2 separate regions of the Mus musculus genome follow, and region 1 is linked to region 2. A link is a loop called in an ENCODE intact Hi-C map of the cell type or tissue named here. Cell type or tissue: heart. All regions are shown on one strand. Each heading gives the region's core, and the rest is flanking DNA. Links, peaks and the distances in the headings are about the cores only. Region 1 holds the start of Noct (nocturnin). Region 2 has its middle 28 kb from the start of Gm35891.

Region 1 (10,590 bases), core at 2,673-7,672, 68 kb before region 2:
CACTTGGTTGAGTGTACTGTTCACCAAAGTTTGGGGATATAGCCTTATCAGTTGATGTGTTAATCTCGTCTAGATGCCATCTGGCATTAAGACAAAGCAAGCAAGGTCAAAAGATTTGTAAAAGTTCATTCATCGATTTCCCATCTGGAGCCCTGGTTCCTAACCTAACCACCACTCTCACTCCCCCTCTGCATTTTAACTGTCGCCATTGACTACTACAGGAGAATGATAGCTCTTAGTTCTCCATAAGGATAAACATCTATTCTGGAGAAACCTGATAATTACAAGCTTTCCCACTTCTTTCTCATAAACAGCTTACTCACACAGTTAAGGGGCCTACCAAATAAAGATGTCTTTTCTACTGAGCTGGTATTTGCCTTTAAAACTGTTCCAAGAGAAAAAGCACCGTGTTCCAGTGGTGGAGAGCCGTGATCCAGCCAACTCTTCATTAACTGAGGAGGAGGAGCATCTCCCAGCCCACAGAGGACTCCCTGCATCCCTGCCGCACTGTAACTGTGGCAACTGTTGCCTTGCCGTGGGCTGCTGTCTTGGCTTTAGAGAGGAAAGCAAAACGCTGAGATGGGCCACCAAGGTTCCCTTTTAAGCCCACGTGGTAAGTCTGTGATGACTCTGAAGGTGCGCATCCTCTGAGCACTTAACTGCAAGATGCGGGTTAGACTGTGAACGTGTGTGTTGGTACTCACAACCTCACAAAAGAGGTAGAACAGCTTTCAGCTCCTTTAAGGCCTTTTAACAAGTTCGGGGCTTTTTAGAGACAATCTGCTTGCTTGGCCTGGTGGCCCAGGCCTAGTTTTGTTGCAAAGGCAGGAGAATCAGTGAGTTTGAGGTTATCTATAACCACATAAGAATGTTTAAGACCAGGCTGGTGAGTTGGCTCAGCAGGTAAGAGCACCCGACTGCTATTCCGAAGGTTAGGAGTTCAAATCCCAGCAACCACATGGTGGCCCACAACCATTCGTATAGATCTGACTCCCCTTTCTGGAGTGTCTGAAGACAGCTACAGTGTACTTACATATGATAAATAAATCTTTAAAAAAAAAAAAAAAAGAATGTTTAAGACCAGCCTGGGCAACATGGTTGCCCTTTTCTCAAAAAAGAAAGAAAGAAAAACCACCACCGCCACCACCTGCTTAACATGAGCAAGGATCTTGGTTTAATCTTAAGAAAAAAAAGGGAAGGTGCTGGCCTAGAGACAGCGCAATAGTCAAGAGCACAGCTGCTCTTCTGGATCCTTCCCTCATCTGGTGCACTCCCAACAAACATCCCCAGGATTTGACGCCCTCTTCTGGCCTCCTCAGGTACTCCCACACCCTTGGCACGAGAAGCACCCAATTTTTTTTTTTTTTTGAAAATGAGGGCAGTGGTGGCTCACGCCTTTTTCCCCAGCACTCAGGAGGCAGAGGCAGAGGCAGGTGGATTTCTGAGTTCGAGGCCAGCCTGGTCTACACAGAGAAACCCTGTCTCCAAAAAAATAAATAAAATAAATAAAAGAATCTTTATTTAAAAAGTGAGAAGGAAGAAATAAAAGGGATTTGAGGACTTGTTATTTCTTTTTTATAATGTGGAACCTGGGTATTCGATTTGATTTACCAAACTCAATAATCTTGTTCTTGAGCAGAAATGAAATGTTTCCAAGATACTTTGAAGAATGCCGCCCCTTCTGCAAAAGGCTTCTTCTCCACCCTCATTTAACGCCTTAGATGTCCTTCTTCTTACCTTTCCTTTCCGCGTTGTTTCCTTGAATGGTTCACCTTCAACCCTAACCAGTTTCTCTTTTTCTTTAAGTCAGGGTTTCCTGGAACTCGGTAAACCAGGCTGGCCTCGAACGCATAGACCCGCCTGCCGAGTGCTGGGTTAAAGGTTTGTGTCAGCACCTCAAGCTGCATCTTCTCCTTTCAAGTCTAGTCCTGAATGCTGCGACCGCCTGAGTGAACCCCGGAAGTATCAAGAGTTAGCACTACAGGTCACCTCCACCTTGTCACAGCAAAAATGTCACTATGAGACTAAAAGGTGTTTCATTTAATGACACAGGCCTTTGTGAGAGCTCCCCCCCCCTTAAAAAACACAGGACTGGAACCATAACCTGTACCCCAGGCTGGCCTCGAATTCAAGATCTGCTCCTGGTCAGGCTACACTTTGAATCCCAGCACTTGGGTGCAGGGTTCCAGGACAGCAAGGGTTACATTGAGACTCTCAAAACAAAAAAAAAAAAGAAATGTTCCAGCCTGAATCACCACATCTGCTTAAATCTCACCTCTTAAAACAAAACAAAACAAAACAAAACAAACGAACAACCAAATCTAAAAATCCCGAGAGTTTGTTGTATGTGTGTAGGCACACGTGGATGCCTGGCAACACCTTGAAGGACTTAATTTCTCTCCTTCCATCATGTGGACTGAACTTAGGTCTTCTGCATCTTCACCATTTGCACCATCTCCTTAGCCCCAAATCTCACTTCCTAATGGGAAGTAAGCTCTTTGAATAACCTAAAGCTTAGACTCATCAATTTAATATATTACAGACTCTTCTACAGTGAGTGACACGGCATAAGAATGAGCAACGAATCAATGACTGTATCTTTCCCCCAAAGCTGCAAGAAACAGGAAACCTGCCTACACCCTGTGCTGTCTAAGATAGTTTAAGTACCACAAAAAAGCCTGCAATTTCTTTCTTTGCTGCTAGGGCCTATTGTAAAACCCACAGTCTACCACTTCCCTACCCTACCTCCTTCCATCTATAGGTTTTTACCCATAAATCCAAGGGGTTTCAATTAACTTTTAAAGAAATGCATTAGACATCGGTCAGAAGCCTCACACTGCCAACTCTTTGACTCCATTACCACAGCTGTCCTTGCTCTGAACTACATAACCCACCTGTGCACACAGATGTGCCTAATGACAAATCCGGCTTCTGAAGGAGTTGGAGGGGGCTGGTACCAGCCAACCTTTCCACCACCAAACCTAACAATGTTCCTCCTTGAGACGAGCAACAGGAAAATGGTGTTACTGGGATGCTATCCATCCCAACAGTTATTCCACAACCCACCAAGGTTCTATAGACCCTGAGGTGGGGGCACGACCCTGGACTTTCAAAAGTCTTGCCTTCCTTCCTACCTTTTTGAGACAGCTGTCTCTGTATAGCCCTGGCTGTCCTGGAACTCACTCTGTAGACCAGGCTGGCCTCGAACTCAGAAATCTGCCTGCCTCTGCCTCCCAAGTGCTGGGATTAAAGACGTGGGCCACCACTGCCCTGCGATAACTCGTTAAAGAAAGCCTCATGAAACTTGGCGCCACGTGCTAGCCTTTAATCCCAGCATCCGGTAGGCTGAGGCGGGTGGATCTCTATAAATTCGAACCCAGCCTGGTCTACATAGACAAGGTCTAGGACAGCCATGGCCATGTCTTGGGGGGAAAAAAAGGCAACAAAAGACAACCACAGGGAACCTATACGTTCTAATGTACACTCTGTCCTTAAATTCAACCAATACTCTCTCAAAATGTACTCTAGTAAAATAAGGATGGTTACTGCATCCGAATGTTAGACGGCAATAACCTAATTTGAGGTAACAACCAAATTACACTTTCTAGAAAAGTACTATGGAATAATTGCTGGTTCTGAAGGAGCGCCTACATTAAGTAATTGCTAGATTTGAGGGAGAAACTACTCATTTAAAAGCCATACTTGATTTATATGTAGTTTGTGACCGTCGCAATCTGCTTTTAGGCAGAAAGGAGACACTTAAAAAACACAAGATGATGTACAGAACTGACTTCATGAAAGGTTGATTTACCAGGGATTTAAGACGAAGTGGAAGACTCCCCCCCTTCCAAAACATAAATAAATTAATGAGCGTAACGAGTTAACATGTGCTATTACTACCAGGGCTTTGAGAAGATTCAGAGCCTGTAGGCCCTGCAAACCCAAGATCATGCCATTTTTAGATATTTTTTCCCCTTCATGAGGATGTCCACAAGCCGTCTGCAACCAAAGCGTTACCGCCCTGCATCGGGGGGTGGGGGTGAGGGGTAAAGCAAAACGTTAGCGACTGGGGTCACTGTGGCCACCGGGGATTCAGGGGGATCAGACACGAACGCGGAAAGCGAGGCCCCCTGAGCGGCGTTCCCTCCCTCCCGACGCGACGCCGGGGTGAACGCAGGGGACCAGCCCGCGGCGCCCATTCATTCCGCGCTCCCGCTCACCTGTTCGGGGACGCGACCTCGCGGCGCCCGAGGCCGCCGCCGCCTGCAGTTGCGGGGACTTGGGCCGAGATCCGAGCACCGGCGGGGCGAGCGTTCGGCGCGGGCCGGGCACGAGTGTGCGGCGCAGGCCGGGGGCGTCCCTGAGCAGCAGGGCCGAGCAGAGCCGCCGCGGGCTCTGATACATGCCGGGCGCCGCCGCGCTGACGAGCCGGGCCGAGCTGGGCGGGCGACGGTGGGGTGGGGGTGGCGCGGGACCGCTGCGCTGCGGGGTGTTCCTTCCTCCTCGTCCCTCGGCGCCGACCGGGCGAGCTGTGCCGGGAGGCAGACGCGGCGGCGGCAGCAGCGGCGGCTCACTGAGGCGAGGGAGCTAGCGCCGGGGAGCAACCGGCGAGCGGCGGCGGAGCGGGCGCTACCACGCGGTGGCTGCAGAGGGGGGGATCCGCGCGCACGACCAGGGCGCAGTCAGACCCGGACAGCTCCGGCCGAGAATGGACCGTCTGGATCAGTGACAGCGACTGTAGATCTCCCACGGGGCGGAGGCTGGGGGCTGGCTGACACCGCGGGGATTCGTTAGAGAGGCGTTCCGGGAGCCTCTGTCCCCTCCCGCCGGCTGCAATGGGAGCGTCCACAGGCTGGGAATCCCGGGTTGGTGCCAGCGCTGAGTGTGTGCGAGCGCGTGTCTGGGAGAACGTCCTCCCCGAGCTGTGGGCTCCACGCTCCGCGGTGCTGAAGGAGATTAGGCACCAGGACGCGCTGGCTACTTGTGTGGCGGCTGCGACAAGCATCCGCCCCTCAGGCACGAGAGGCGGAAACGGACTGCAGGGCGTTGAGCGTCAGTCCTGCCAGAAGGTCTGGTGGAATTGGCCTTGGAGCTAGCTGGGCCCTGATTGGAGGGCTGGAAGTCACACCTGGGAGACAGCACTGTAGTTATGGAAAATGAAGGCTAAGGGAATTGGGGAGGGGGGGGGGAAACAAAACAAAACAACCCCCCCCAACCCAAAACAACTGCTTGGGATGGGCCAGACGTAATTTGGACTGTTACCGAATTTAAAGCATTATCCATCCAATAAACCACTGAAAAAGCCAAATTGAAAGTGGAAAGCAGGTGCGGCGGTGAGGGCGACCGCCTTTAATCTCAGCACTGGGGCAGGGGCCCGGATCTTCAACATGGTCTGGAGAGATCCGGCCGGCCAGAGCTACACAGTGAAGCTCTGTCTCAAAATAAAAACAAAGAAACAGAAAAACACCAAACAAACAAAACCCTCAAAACAACAACAAGAATACAAACGAACAAAACTGAAAAAAGGAGATGTACTTAATATGCCCACATGGGGTAGAAGGACGAAGAGTTAACCTCTCTCTGGGATCCCAAAATGAGATTAAAGTTCAAATAGAAGGCCAGGGGTATGCACATCTCAGCAGTCCGGGTCAAAGCGATCTGACTAGATAGAACTGTGTGAATTCCCGCTTCCTGAAAGAATTCCCCCTCAAGCAAAGGCCTTTTCCTTTTCCCAGCAGGAGTTTCCTGAAGGAAATTCCCATTTCTTGGGGGGTCCATTGTTTCAATAGTCTGAGAGTCAGATGCACACACCCACATTCTCTTGAGAAAACCCTTATTTTTGTCAGCTCTGTTGCAGGGATGCTAGGATATGGTCAGAGCTGTGTTTTAATCGGATGCCATATGTTCCAGGAAAATGCTGGAGATGTTGCTCAGTGGTGGAGCACTTACACAGCACTTGAGAGGCCCAAGACTCACATTCTCACCTAAGGGGGTATGGAGAGGGAAGGGGTGGGGGGAGGCGGAGAGGGAAGCAGGAGAGAATGAGTTGAAGAAATACCTCAGGTAGGTTGTGTAAGGAGTGACTAACCCTAACCGGGAATGGAAAAGAAACTTTGAATGAGTATCGTCACCAAGGATTCAAAATGCTTTCCAGACCTGGCCTAAAACATCTAACACCCACAGGATACGGATGAATCAGCTGACAAGCCGATGACAGCATCGGGGCCAGGAACTCCTTAGCTGGTCATTATTAGCGTCTGAGGCTCAGTTTTCTTATCTGTACAGCAATCAATCGCCCATGAGTCATTAGGCAAGGCAAAGGGTCATAAGAAGGTAGCAAGTGCTTTGCAGATAGAACAAAATACAGCAGTTGGTTTACAGTTTAGGTAATGGATCTATGGATGCTGACTCCCTCCCTCCCCCAACCCCCACCACACACCACATTTTCTCCCCCCCCTTCCCTTTCTTACTCCTGTAAGCAGTTTGTCAGTAGCCAAGAAAGCACAGCAGAGGGAGCAGAGAGGGTCAACCAGAACTTGTAATGAATGAGACAGCCTTAAGGAAATTAGATACTCCATGAGCGAATTAATTAACAAGTTTAAAAGTAGTTTGAGGGCTGGAGAGATGGCTCAGTGGTTAAGAGCACCGACTGCTCTTCCGAAGGTCCTGAGTTCAAATCCCAGCAACCACATGGTGGCTCACAACCATCCGTAATGAGATCTGATGCCCTTTACTGGTGTGTCTGAAGACAGCTACAGTGTACTTAGATATAATAATAAATAAATCTTTAAAAAAAGTAGCTTGAGTGGAAGTTTCCTGGGTAGATAAAGCTGTTCCCCACCCAAGCCATAGGCTATTAGAGCGCCCAGTGCCAGCTATGGGCTACTGTACATATAGTAGCTCCTGAAGCCATTAAAACACTACAGGCAATTGCCACTGCTATTGGCTGCCTACCAGAAATAAATGATAAGACCCTGAAGTGTCGACATATGTGTTAGTCACAGAACATGGAGGGATCCAGCTGGAACCGGACTGGAAGGTTCCTCCCAGTTAGCGCACACAAGGTATTCTATAGGCTGCTGGAGCAGGGGCGAGTGGGGGTGGGGTGGGGAGTGGGGAGCTTTGTCACCAACAGCCTTTGCTGTGGACCCTATGTGCAACATCAACTGACCAGACAACAACCTCTTGGTACAACGTGTCAGGACTGTTACAGGGGTAGCCAACCGTTTTCTGATTGGCATCGAGGCCTGCCCGATAGGAGGGAATTCATTTCTGCTATTGTGAACCTGTTCCAAAGCCTGAAGTAGAGTCCAGTAGGTAAGCTACTTCCATTGTTTTGATAAGTGGACATGATGTGCCTTTCTAATTACCTTCTAAATAGCAATGTTCCTGCCCGTTACTGCTGCCGTCAGCTTTGCTGAGAGGAGGTTCTTTTTGCAGTAGTCAGCGGGTGACTGCAGAGACTCATAACTAATCAAAAGTACAGAGGTTAAGTGACTCTTGAGTGCCCAGTCATAAACAGGACAGCTGTCGCATGTCCTCCAACATTCAGGGGACATTAGCAGATGGATAGAGAGCAAAGAGTAGCCAGGCGTGGTGGCACACGCCTTTGATCCCGGCACTTTGGAGGCATAGAAATCTGCGAGTTTGAGGCCACCTGGCTTACAGAGCAAGCTCCAGGACAGCCAGGGCTACACAGAGAAACCCTGTCTCAAAAAAGGGGGAGGCAGGGGGGGGGTGAGGGGAGAGGGCATGTGGAACTCTCCTTGAATGACATAGTTGTTCGACTTTGGCAACTCACAGATTATTTGCAGAAGATAGGGCCAGTCAACACTCAAGGGGCTTTGGAGGTCCTAGTCCTCATTTAGGACAGAGAGGCAGTTAGGTGTTGATGGGGGTAGGGAGTGACATTTTCTTCAGAATCCTGGCGAGGCACTCACCTGTGCTCTGGCAACAAAGCAACTGTTGCTACTGTAAACAACCCTACTGAGGCTCAGTGGAACCCACAAAGGCACACAAACACGGCAGGAGAAGGAGCAGTTATTAGGAGGCAAGAGACAACAGAGAAAGAGTGGATATGATGGGATACATCATGTACATATATGAAAATATTACCATGTCATGAAGAAGCCATTGTATCAGCAACCTCGAGAGTGAAGAGACTAAGCTGAGCGGCAACTGTGTACTGATGTGTCGGTCCCGTGGTTGTCGTTGTTCATAGTCACATATTGGGAAGGATGCTCTGAAGTTGAGTACTGTTGAAGCATGAACAAGACCCCGAGCATCACACACAAAAATATGCATAGTGAGAGCAGAGGTTCCTGGAAAGAACCTCAGTTTACAGGAAATGTCTGCAAGCCCGATTGGCTGGCCAGAGCTTCCCTGGCGTGGAGAGGGAGGAGTGATGCAAGTCCAGAGCTAATCACCTCCTGTCATTTTCAGGCTCCTTAGTACCGGCTCTGTGACTTAATCTCATGTGACTATTAAGTCCTCTGGAATGTACAGACACATTCCTAGCACCCCACAGCCCAAAGGCTAAGAATGCCATTCAGATAACATCTGAGCCAAAGCCTCCCATTTCCCTGCCTTTCTCTGATCCACCTATCTGATATTCTCACCATTGTATTTGAAAAGTGGCTTGATTTCCAATTCCTTTTGTTTGTTTGTTTGTTTTTTACTGTAAAAGTTCACTAGACTGACTGATCCCACATTAGAACATGGAGAGTGTGGAGAACCTAAATCTGTGTTCCTGAGTCACAGTCACTTACATTTGGTTCTAGAATAAAGCTATCTCTTATCTCTTTTGAAATGAGAGTTGTCTTTTTAGGTTGACAAAATTCACGATGTAATCAAGGTTTAGATCTGTCCTGGTGGTGCATGCCTTTCATTCCAACACTAGAAGAGGCAGAGGTAGGCAGAGCTCTGTGACTTCAAGGCAGCCTGGTCTACTTAGCAAGTTCAGGCCATCCAAGGCTACATAGCAAGACCCTGTCTCAATAAACAAAAGTATATAAATATAAAACAAATATTTAGCATGCACAAGGCATTAGGTTTGATACCCCAGCACCCCCATCCCACAAACAAAGGGTTTCAAAGAGGATGCTATCCTAACTGTAGTGTTAAACACGAACTTCTTTAAGCAATCAGAAAGCTAGAAATTAAAAGGTATGTACTTCAAAAATACATTCAAGGACTGGGGAAGTAGATGAGAAGGCAGACTCCTTGCTTCTCTAATGTGTTGCAAGGCTAAGTTTGACCCATAGCAGCACACACACATTCACATACAATTCAGCAACTATTTGCTTAGACAGAATAGACAAATATTATATAATCCCCTGTTAGTGTATTCCATAAACGAATTGAACAAAATTTGTCTAGTAGAGGAGACATTGCATAAATACAATATTTTTGTTGTGTTTTATCGCAAACGGTTTTATTTACCCGGTAAGTGCAGGATCAAGGGATGGAGAAGATATCATGGAAGCAGAAGAGGAGTCCTAATTGACTGGAGAGGCTTCATGTACTGGTATGGCACATTTGAAGTGGAAAGGGACCAGGGAGGATGTTTACAGATAGAGGGGAGGAGGCCTGTGTTTCAGGACCGCAAGTACAGAGCATTAATAAGGCTTGAGGGCAGAGTGTCCATAGGGAAAACTGGGCAGAAGTGTGAGGGTTGCAGCTCTAGCTGGGTAGAAACATAAGCTTAGCTTGGACAAAGCCTTGGGTTCTGCAGCAGGGTATGGAGGGTCTAACAAGCATGAAGATTTAGAGGGCAGTTCAGAGAGGTTGTACTTTCGGAGCTCAGAGTTGCTTTCGCGGATGGCCTGGGACTGTCTGTGTAGACCAGGCTAGCCTCTGGGTGATAAGAGTTTTGACTGCCTCTGTTTCCAGAGTGCTGGGATTAAAGGCCTGTGCCCCCAAGCCTGGCTCAGAGTTGCTTTTTGGAAACATCATCTAGCAAGACAAACTCCGAAAACCAATAGGAGATGACAGTTTAAGCTCTAGGCAGCTGGGTGCGTAGCTCAGTAGCAAGTGTGGAGCTCTGAGCTCCACCACGGCGTGGGCGTGGGAAGGAATAGTTGCTATGCCTTTAATGCCAGCTGTGAGTTTGAGGCTCCCATGGCCTACACTGCATTCCTGAGCAGCTGGAGCTACTTAGTAAGATCATGTGTGTGGGGCAGGTGGTACCAAAGCACCCAGGGCAACTTCACTCAGTTGGGCTATTTGGGAAGCAGGTTGGGAGGTGAAATGATGACCTGTTTGTTTGTTTTGTTCTGTTTTGATTCCTCCTTTTATTTATGTTGTCCCTTCTTGCAGTTGTCTAATCTTTTTTGTTGGTTGAGAAGGGTCTTGCTCTGTAGCTTTTGGCTGGCCTGGAACTCATGATGTAGACCAAGTTGACCTTGAAGGCAGAAAGACCTGCCTGTCTCTGCTTCCCAAATGCTTCAGTGAAAGGTGGGTGCTGCTATTAATGACGTGTGTTTTTCACTGAGATTTTCTGTAAAGCCCCTCTTTGTAGATTTGATTTTTTTTCAAATCTTATTTTTAATGATAGTTCTTAAACACTTTAACCTCTCTTGTAGTCCACCA
Region 2 (10,590 bases), core at 3,048-8,047:
CGGAATCTAGCTGGGCAAACTCCAAACTTTGCATCTCCATGTCTGATGTCAAAGTGCTTTTCAGATCTCCAACTCCTTTCATCTTTGTTGACTGCAACAAACTTCTTTCTCCTGGACTGGGTCCATTCCCTGTTAGCAGCTTTCCTTGGCAGGTATTCCATGGCTCTGGCATCTCTAACATTTTGGGGTCTCTACGGTAACTTTAGTGTTACAGCTTCAAATGTCTGGGATCTACACATGATCTTCTGGGCTCCTCCAAAGGGCTGGTGTCACTTCGCCAGCTCTGCCCTCTGTAGCACTCTAAGCTCAGGTTGACTCCACTCCACTCTTCTTGGTGATCATCCCATGGTAATGGCATCTCCAATTCGCTGGAGACTTCTGCTGCAAATAGGCTTCACCAATAGCCTCTCATAGGCTCTCTGCATGGTGCCAAGCCTCTTCTTTGCATGTGCCGGCTGCACCTTCACCAATGGCCTTCCATGGCCTCTCACAGTGCCAAGCCTCAACTACTCTCTATGACCCCTTCATACCACCAGTACCACCTTCGTGACTCTTACACATTACCAAGTACAGCTGCAGCAGGAGGTACAACTTTGGCTATCTCTGGAACACAGCTTCCTTGTGTTCTCAAAAAAGCACGTTGCAGAAGAATTCTTCTCAGTGATGCTGGTTTTTTTTTCTTAATCACTGCTAATTTCTTAGTTCCAGCTAACCAGCTTCAATTGTCCCAGTAGTCCCTTCTATTCTTGACTCTAAAGCCAGAGACACATGCCGTAAGCTGCCAAATTCTGCTGCTTGCTGGAACTGGAACACTACCTCAGCTTTCTGTTTTCCAGATCCTTCAATGCCTAAGCTTGACTGTCCTGGAACTTGTTGTGTAGATTGACCTTGAACTCAGAGATCTGCGAGGCTGTGTCTCCTGAATGCTAGGATTCAAGGCGTGTACACCATGGCTGGATTTCAGCTTTTAACACCACAGTGCTCAATGGCAGAAGATCAGAAACAATTAACCGCTCATTACTGTTTAACTGATTAAGCTCTGAGTGCATCAGTACAGTGGCATCAGAGCTACGGCACAATGTAGAACGGAAGATAATGAAGGTCCCTGTGAATTGCGGTGGAAGGACTGACTTTGCTTAAATGCAAGAGCGAATGGGGAAAACCAGCAAGGCACAGAACAATCCTAGAACGTACTGCGTTCAGATGTATGTGGCAGCATATGCCTGTAACCCTGCCACTTGAGAGGAGGGGGCAGGAGAATCAAGGCAAGACTCAGCTACATAGTGAATTCAAGGCCAGACTCGGCTACGTGAGACCGTCTTCATCCACGAGCGCGCGCACACACACACACACACACACACACACACACACACACACACACACACACACGATTCATACTCACTGTATTTGCATAAAGGAAGGCTGGAAGATACTTGATGATCTGATTAAAGTTTACCTTCTGGAGAACAGACTGAGGATAAGGCAGAATAAGTTGTTTCATTCTGGCCCTGTAGGGTTTTTTGTTTGTTTGTTTGTTTTTAATTTAAAACCTGCAAATGTTTTGCCTATCCAAAAGCATTGAAAAAGATCACCAGCACTTCTGATACTCTTTCCCCTCCTGCCTGTCTGGAAGTGGCAGTTGCAACACTTCTGTGGACTCATTTATCATTTATACAGCGAGCAGTGTCTCTCGCCTTAGGCTGGAGGGAACAGCTTAATGTGAAGGGAATGAGCGCGGCTGGAACTCAGTCAGCCAGACCTCATTTCAGATTTGGCTCCAGCTCTTGCTAGCTGTGTGATTCTGGGCAAGCCACTTCGCCTCTCTGAGCTTTGTACATGTTATAAATCTGGAGAATAAATTCGATGTTAAATAAGTCCTTCCATGATGGTTAACACTGAACGGTCAAATCGGGGATGGAAGCCCGTTGTTATATTTCATTTTCTTTGACTGAATCAATCCTGAGCGTGCCTAGTGCCAACTCAGACCCAGGGCTGCACATGAACACGAGATGGTATGGGTGGTGACAGGTTTGTTTCCTGAGGGATTGCAGGGACAGAAGCCATTCTGTTTTCAGCTCATAATTAGGACGAGTAAGCCCACACCTATCTCAGAATAAAGGGTAGAAATTGTTGCTTCTTCCCCTTCAAGGCATGCCCTGCCTTGTTTGCCAGCATCTACTGCTGCGAGAGGACAACCACCCATGAAATCAGGGTGCTTAGTGGCTGGGCTCCCCACCAGGACTCTGCAGGAGGGGTCAGGGGTCAAGCAGCAAGAGGCTCAGCCTTCCAGTTCCATTCCAGGCTCTTTATTCTGATGCTGAGCTCAGGGCACATCATTAATTCAACGCATAATTATGAGTACCTAGAGTGTGCCTGGCAACTGCTCGTGATTCAGAGAAACAAAGATCAATGAAGTCTGACTTTTGATCAAAGCTAAAATCAATCCTTCAGACATCTGTCCTGTGTTTACCTTGCTGGGTTCAATAAGTGGATTTTTTTTTTTTTTTTTTTTTTTGCAACTCCTTCCTTCCATATTGGCTCTGTCTTCCAATCCCTTTTAATTTTGACATTTAGACCTAGCGGAATATATATATATCTGAATAAAAAGCTTTTAAGGCCCAAAGCATTTAAGGCTATTAGTTTAAAGAAACATGTGCACATATTCACGGAGGGAATGGCTTTGAGTTTCTGCGTTGTGTCTGGCTTCACCCATATGCTGAAGTAGGACCACAGCAGAACAGGAAAGAGGAAGGCAGCCTGGATGTATTTGCATTAAGTCCCCTGATGAGGAAAAAAGGCAGTTCCTCAGGTTTGGATTTGTGGCTGGGGTTTGGAGCTTGTGACTTCTCATCCTCAACCTGGCTGTGAAGCCTCTCACCAACTCAAAGCTTAATGGCTCCTCTAATTCTGTCTTACTCGTCAGTGTGAAGGCATGATCATCATTAGGAATCTTTAAAGTACGGACTGGGGAGATGGCTCAGCAGGAAAGCACAGGACCTGGGTATGGGTCCCCAGCAGGAACATAAAAATCCGGGAACATAAAATACAGCACATTGTAATCCCAGCGTTGAGGAAGCTGAGATAGGAGGATCAATTTAGCATCTGCTAAACTGCCCAGATGCACACCCACACATAAATGAAGTAAAACATACTTTCAAACAAGGCCTTCCCAGTATCTTTAATGTCAGAGACACTTTGTATTCTAAGATAACTTAAGACCCAACAGGTCAGAAGGAAAAAAACGGTAGGCAGTTAGATTGATTTCTCACCCTATGGGAAATGCATAAGGCTGGAACCAAGCCTTTTCTCCTCTTAGCAGCAAATAGTAGTTTGTAGCCAGGCAGTGGTGGCACCCGCCTTTAATCCCAGCACTTGAGAGCCAAAGGCTAGTAGATCTCTGAGTTAGAGGTAAGTTTGCTCTACAGAGACAGTTTCAGAACAGCTAGGGAGGGCTACAGATACAATTTGCAAAACTCATGAAGCTCAAGAAGATGGAAGACCAAAGTGTGGATACTTTGTTCCTTCTTAGAAGGGGGAACAAAATACCCATGGAAGGAGTTACAGAGACAAAGTTCGGAGCTGAGAGGGCAGGAAGGACCATACAGAGACTGCCCCACCCTGGAATCCACCCCATTATACAACTACCAAACCCAGATACTATTGCAGATGCCAACAAGATTTTGCTGACAGGACCCTGATATAGTTGTTTCCTGTGAGGCTATGCCAGTGCCTGGCAAATACTGAAGTGGATGCTCACAGTCATCTATTGGATGGAACACAGGGTCCCCAATGAGGAGCTAGAGAAAGTACCCAAGGAGCTGAAGGGCTTTGCAGCCCTATAAAAGGAACAACAATATGAACTAACCAGTACCCTCAGAGCTTGTGTCTCTAGCTGTATCTGTAGCAAAGGATGGCCTAGTTGGCCATCAATGGGAGGAGAGACCCTTGGTCTGGCAAGGATCATATGCCCCAGTATAGGGGAATGCCAGGGTCAGGAAGTGGGAGTGGGTGGCTTGGGGGAGCAGTGGGGAGTGGGAGGGGGGGAAGGAGGGTATAGGGGATTTTGGGAGAGGAAACTAGGAAAGGGGATTTCATCTGAAATGTAATGAAGAAAACATTTAATTAAAAAAGAAAGAGAGAAAGGAAGGAAGGAAGGAAGAAAGAAAGAAAGAAAGAAAGAAAGAAAGAAAGAAAGAAAGTGTCTCCTTGGCCAGCTGAAGGAGGAGAAAGGTTTCAGAAAATGCCAGGTAGAAGATGCCAGAGGAGCCTATCTGCCTGTGTGGGGGTCTCTCCCATGTTAACAGCACCTTCTAGAGTTCTGGGAAATGAGGCCGAGAGGCTCCAAGTGGTGACCTTGGGTGGGTGACAGTGCTCAGGCAGCTGCTGAGCTTGATTGAAGGAGCTGTTAGTTTCCAGTCGCCTCTTGGAGAGCATCCATCTTCATCCCCACCCCTGACTCCAAAAGGGCAAAGCCTGCTGAGAGCTCCGAGGCTCAGGACTCAGGTTGTTCGAGTCATTTGCTGCAATGTTGATCCTGTCCTCTCTGTGTACTTTGCCAGCTTGAAACGAAACAGCGCTGCTATGGAAACCGCAAACACCAGGCAATCCTGGCCCCTGCACTTGGCAGCCCAGCCAGGGAGAGATAATGGCTTCTGTTGTTATCTATTGGACGCTGATGCTCAGCCGGTTTTACCCTCAGGGCCCTGACTAGGGATGGGCTGACACTGTACCATAAGTGCTCTCTTGTCTGTTCCCTAGGCTCCTGATGCAGGCTAAGATAACCAGTGCAGCCAGGGTACCCTTCATTATCCCGGTGACAGCCCCGTGTTTTACACTTCCCTGCCGTCTGTGGTCCCTCATCTCAGGTTACTCTGAAGGCTTAAAACCATCCTCTGAACTGCTTGGCAGGCCTACATCCTGTTTTCCAGAACTAATGGACACAGTTTCGGATCACGTGCTTCATTTGTGGGTTGGGAAAGGCAGCAACGCCCCCTAGCGGAGCATTTTGTCGTGCTCAGAGCAGGTGGCTGGGCAACTTGGTCCTTGGAATGAATATGAATGACAGCCATCTGAAAACACATTTAGTGTGAAAAAGCAAAAGACTATTAAAACCTGTTTGTTGGCTGCAACATTTAATAAGAGGTCAGTTTGCTATATGCAACGTCAACAATGATGACGGGAGGAAGTAAAGTCGTAGGTTGGGTAGTCAGAGGCCTTTCACCTCCCCCTGAGCTGCCAGGTTAAATCAAACATGACCTAGCAGGCAGGAGGCGTGGGCAAACACAGCTGTGTTTAGAATGCGCTGATGTCTTGGTCTGTTTTTCCAATATTTGTGCTTTGGAAAGAGCTTTCTGCTTGAAATGAGCTTCTCCTGCGTTTGGAACTTCTACGCATGGGAGGAGAAAACCATGCCACCTCTGTTTCCCAGATATCTCAGGGTCTTTCTCGCCCTCCTGAAACAGGCTATTTTTCTCAGTAACGTCCATTTTCTGCGGTTTGAAACTGCTCTTTTCTGGAAGAGATAATCGTGGGGAAAAAAAAATCTTCTAACCCATTTGCTTGCAAATGGCAAGAAATGTTTGATATTCTTGAAGTTCTTGCCACATAAAGCAGGGTGATTTTCAAATTCTATTTGATCCTTCTGAAAGCTAGCTAGCCTTGTTCTCTGAAAAATTGTAGCACAGGCACAGAAAAATGCCTCTAATTTCTGCCTATTACTTCTTCTTCTTTTTCTTTTTTTGTCTTTTTCTGTAGGATGTTGCTCTCAAGGATATGTGGAAGAGAGACGTGAGTCAGGCCTTTGCCATTAATGGTTGTCCCTTGCCCCAGAGGGAAAGCCAGCAATGTGGTATCGTGCTATGAAGATAGTGGGATAGATACTTACATGTGGTGAATGAAAAGCTCCGGGAAGGTCTTGGCATAACCGAGTTAGTCAAGTTATGAGTCATTAGTCAATGGCTCAGTTTCATATGTCAGGCCTCGGATGGTCTTCCTTTTATTTGACAACTGGAACATTTGGCAAACATCCTGAGTGGTTTTGTGTTTCATGAGGCAGAGTACAGAGAGAGCCCAGGGGTTGGGGACCTGGCCCAGCTACAAAAGTGCTTTCTCAGCAACTGTGAGGATTTGAGTTTGGAGTTTTCAGAACTCTAGAAAGAGTCAAGTGTGCATGCCTGTAATCTCAGAGCTGGTGAGGCAGAGACAGGCTGGAAGATTCTCTTGGGCTTGTTTTCAAATCAGTCAAATCAGCTCTTCATTCAATGAGAGACCCTGTCTCAAAAACAAAACAAAAGACAGACAATCTTGCCCCCAAACAAAACCAAATCAAACAAAACAACAGCAGCAACAACAAAAATAGTGGAGAGTAGTTGAGAAAGATAACTGATATTTACACTTGCTTACACACACACACACACACACACACACACGCACACGCACACGCACACGCACACGCACACACACACGTGCACACGCACATGCACACGCACACACACACTTGCAAGAAACCTTGTGGAAGGAAAAGCTGGAGTCTGTCCTCTATTGGGGCAGTGACTTCCTCTTTGAGAAGCCTGTATCCTGGAATCCTGGGCGGTTGTCTGTAGCGTGCGTGATGACCTGGCTGAGAACAGGGAAAGCACTCTAGCAGAGGACTCAGGATCAAGGACAGGGATGTACCCTCTTGCTGACACCAAAAAGAGTGGCCCTTTGAAAGGGGACACAAAGCACAGCTCTTATCAGTGGCTGCTCACACTAGTTGGTACTGTTAGCTGAGTGTCCACACAGCTCGGTTCTGCTGGACACTCTGTATCCGTCCTCATCAGCCTTCATGAGGACTCCATGGCATAGATGGGCTTCTCCTATTTTACAGGAAAGGGAACAGATGCTAAGAGTGTGTGATCTTGCCGACTTGCTTGGATCTAGAATAAACCAAGAGACAGGTGTCTGGGCAGGTTTGTGAGGGCTTATTTGAGAAGGATTAATTGAAAAGACCTGCTCTCAGAGTGGGTGTAACTTTCCAGTGCTTGCCTTTGTGTCTCTCCCTTTGTGTCTCGGTGGTGAGCATGCCACCTCTGCTGCTGCTATTTCCCGTGGTTAGCGTGGCTGATACTTTCTGTGGTGAGCATGTTCGTCTCTGTTGCTATCTTTGCTGGAGCCATCTTCCACTGACCTCACACTCCTGTCTTTGGGTTCCAATGTGGACTGAAGATTAGAGGCTCCAGGAACTTTCCAGGCTTTTGGTGCCATACTGGGACTGCTGAGGGTTCATCTGTGTGTACTGAGCAGCTACCGGGTTCTCAGGCCCCTCCTTTGCGCAGGAGGACACTGTTGGATGACCCAGTCCCTGTTGATTGAGACATTCTAGTAAGTGAACTTTTGTTAGTTCTGGTCCGTTAGACAACTCCAATACAGAGGGGTCAGCTCACCAGCGTCACAGGAGTGGGGGCGGGGCAGAGCCAGGGGTCTCATCCAGGTCTGTGAGTTCCTAAAGTCAAGCTTACGTTTCCCACACTGGCAGTGCAGACTTCATTATGCTCATTGCTCACAGCAGTGTCTTGCACAGGGACCTTCATTTGTGAGCCTCCGTCTGTGGCTGATTTAGATCCACCAATGAAATTCAAGGAGTTCTGATGGGGGTGGGAACATCCTGGGGATACAGTTGGAATCAAAATGTCTGCTTGGCAGGTTTGATAGAATCCCAGCATTTGGGGGTTGGAGATAGAAGAATCCATGAAGGCTAGCCTGAAGTTCATAGTGAGACCCTGTTGAAACACAAACATGCACGCGCGCGCGCAAACACACACATACACACACACACACACACACACACACACACACACACACGGTGGGGGGTGGGGGGGGGAGGAGAGAGAAAGTGAGCTTGTTCCATGAGTTATTTTAAAAGCCTTGATGTACTAGAATTCTGGGGGAGTCTAGTCAGGAGCTTCCAAGGCTCTTTGGACGGAGTCTTGAAAATTACACTTGAATTGTGGATTGGAGAAAAAAGGGCACAAATAACACATACATATGTGTACATGCGTACACATATACATACTACATGTGTATATATGTACAATGCTCAAATCTGTAAAGTTTCATGAAAGGATTCTCAACTCTGACACTGTTTGAATCAGGCTTTGAAGCCCTCACATTGGCTGCAGCATGACTGGGAATAAGCCCAACTGTAGGAACAGGAAGGGGCAGCTTGGGTGGCAGAGTGTCCATCAAGACGTGCAGCTACATGCTAGGACTCCTAAGAGCCCCCGTGGGACATCAAGGCCCGACCACACAGCATGGTTGTGGGCCAGGCCCTGGAGTATGCCAAACTGAGCTGGGTAGGAGGCCACAGAGCTGCGTAATTGGATCTGTAAATGGTCTTCTGAAAAGAGACTTCAAAAAAACCCACCTGGGAAGATGTCACTTAGTGGGAGTCCTTTTCCCTCTGTGAGAGATGTCCGATTAGAATAGGTCCACGCTTGCTGGGCTGGAGTCCTACAGGGATCCTAGGGCTGGCAGGGTTCTTCCCTTTCAGTTAGAGACCTGGATGCTGAGCAAGCAGAGCTGATGTTTTCCTCCCTGCCTCTCCATCCTGACTCCCTCCTTTCTTCTTTCTCTTGGTTTTAGGTCTTATGCCTTTTAAAAATTACATTTTATATTGTTTTTTTAAAATGTGTTATTATTGTGTGTGTGTGTGTATGCATATGAGTGAGTGTATGTGTGCATACATGGTGTGGTTTTGTGTGAGTGCATGGTGTGTGTATGCATGGTGTGTCTGTGTGCATGGTGTATGTGTGTGCGTGCTTGGTGTGTGTACATTGTGTGTCTGTGTGTATGGTGTGTCTGTGTGCACGGTGTGTGTGGTTGTACATAATGTATGTGTGTGCATGGTATGTGTGTGTATGTATGTGTGTGAGTACATGGTATGTGTTCATGGTGTACGTGTATATGTGTGTGCATTGTGTATGTATGTGTGTGCATGGTATATGTGTATGTATGTGTGTGAGTACATGGTATGTGTTCATGCTGCGTGTGTGTATGTGTGTGGGTGCATAGTATGTGTGTGTGTATGCATGTGCATGGTGTATGTGTGTGAGCACATATTCCACGAAGTTCATTTGGAGGTCAGAGGACACCTTTGTGGAGTTAGTTCTCTCCTTCTACCTTCATGTAGGTCCAGGGGCTTGAATTCAGATCTCTAGCCTTGCCTAGCAAGCCCCATACATGCTGGCTCTAGGCCTCATGCCTTTTTAGTGAACACATATTTGCATTTAGAGACTTGGGGCACTCTTTGGCTTCTTTGGCCCGGTATCTGAGGATTGTCTATCAGAGTAACACATAGGGCTGTAGTAGCTGATGAACGAATGAATCAGTGCATGACTTAAACTGATGGGTGAGGTTGCAGGTTAGAGAGATAACCAGAACCTTTCTCGTCTCCTTCGAGTGTGACACTGGGAGGATCTCACTTCAGGGCTGTAGCTGGGCTTCGGAAGGCAGCACGAGAGCTGCTTAGGTCAGCCAGGAGGACCCTCTGATGATTTCTGGTTGTGGGGGAAAGGGAGCACCCTTGATAGCTAATATGGAATCAATACCCATTTATTCTCTGGACCCAAGTGTATTATTTTAATTTTAGGCGTGGGGAGATCCCAGGCATTCCAATCACAACTCAATTTTTTTTTTTTTTGGTCCTATATAGAGTGTATTGAACTACAGCAAGCTTAAAAGGGAGAGGAGGGAAAAACTATAAAACACAGAGTGTCAACAGCAGAAGCTCTGTTGCCCTAAGGCTGTTAGCTGTTTTTACGCAGCACAAAGTAGATAGGATATAGATACTATTTAAAGACTCAGAAAGAGGTCTTTGAGGTGTGATGTATGACCAGAATCAGGGGGCTCAAGCCACGGTGGCATTCTGCTAAGTCAATCGGAGCCCTTCATCGAGGAAGTGTGTGTGTGTGTGTGTGTGTGTGTGTGTGTGTGCGTGCGCTGATTGGATCACTGGGGTTTGTTATTTGAAGATCAAGAATTCTAATCGAGTCCCTGTGACCGCATGTCTGACACTGCAATTTTGTATGGCCACATTCTGTTTAATCTTCACCGTCAGCTTGGCTGTATCTAGCAACACCTAGGAGACACAGCTCCTGATATGTCTTCAGTATTAAACAAACAAACAAACAAACAAAAAACCACAAAACCTGAGAAGGGCTGAGTGCCTGCCTCCACGCTCTGCCTACTTATCTCCATGTCCAGCCCCTCACTCTTGCCATCATGTCTTCTTTGCCAAGATGGACTGTATCCCTTCAAATTCCAAGTCAAAAGAAATCCTTCACTTGCTCTCCTCAGGTATTTGGTCACAGTCATAAGAGGAGTGACTAATGGAGAGGGTGTCACTGTTCATACTTTGCAGGATGGAGACAGAGGCCACGCGTCAGTGGAGAGAGACTGCTTTCCTATTTCACTGTTAACATTAACCGAGCGTTCACAGTGCACCAGGCCAGGTTCCAGCCTCTTGATAAGTCCTGGCAGTCAGTCACTCTGATGTCACAGAGCTGTGGTCTGCTCTTGTGTTTCCTGTTTTACAGTGGATAAGATGTGGGA

The links. Peaks named below come from ENCODE experiments on the same cell type or tissue, not always from the same donor. Only the 100,000 strongest peaks of a DNase experiment are listed, where the experiment ranks them.
Region 1: a loop joins it to region 2, with 2.3 times the contacts of the local background. A loop is called at or near these places in 1 of 42 quality-filtered maps.

Annotation. Positions count from the first base shown.
Region 1 is chr3:51,218,918-51,229,507 of GRCm38, reverse strand. It overlaps Noct (nocturnin), which reads right to left and starts at 5,061. Exons shown (of 3, transcript NM_009834.2): 1 at 4,221-5,061. The coding sequence starts at 4,404. It overlaps Gm40044 (a long non-coding RNA gene), which reads left to right and starts at 9,174. Exons shown (of 3, transcript XR_867250.1): 1 at 9,174-9,526; 2 at 10,318-10,455. In heart, for the core only: no CTCF peak of the experiment used is centred there; a DNase peak (open chromatin) is centred at 4,977; H3K4me3 peaks cover 3,215 bases; H3K27ac peaks cover 3,775 bases.
Region 2 is chr3:51,151,220-51,161,809 of GRCm38, reverse strand. No RefSeq gene overlaps it. Among named protein-coding and RNA genes, the nearest start is that of Gm35891, 28 kb to the right of the region's middle. In heart, for the core only: a CTCF peak has its summit at 4,995 (motif pointing left); DNase peaks (open chromatin) are centred at 4,639 and 4,939; H3K4me3 peaks cover 565 bases; H3K27ac peaks cover 1,152 bases.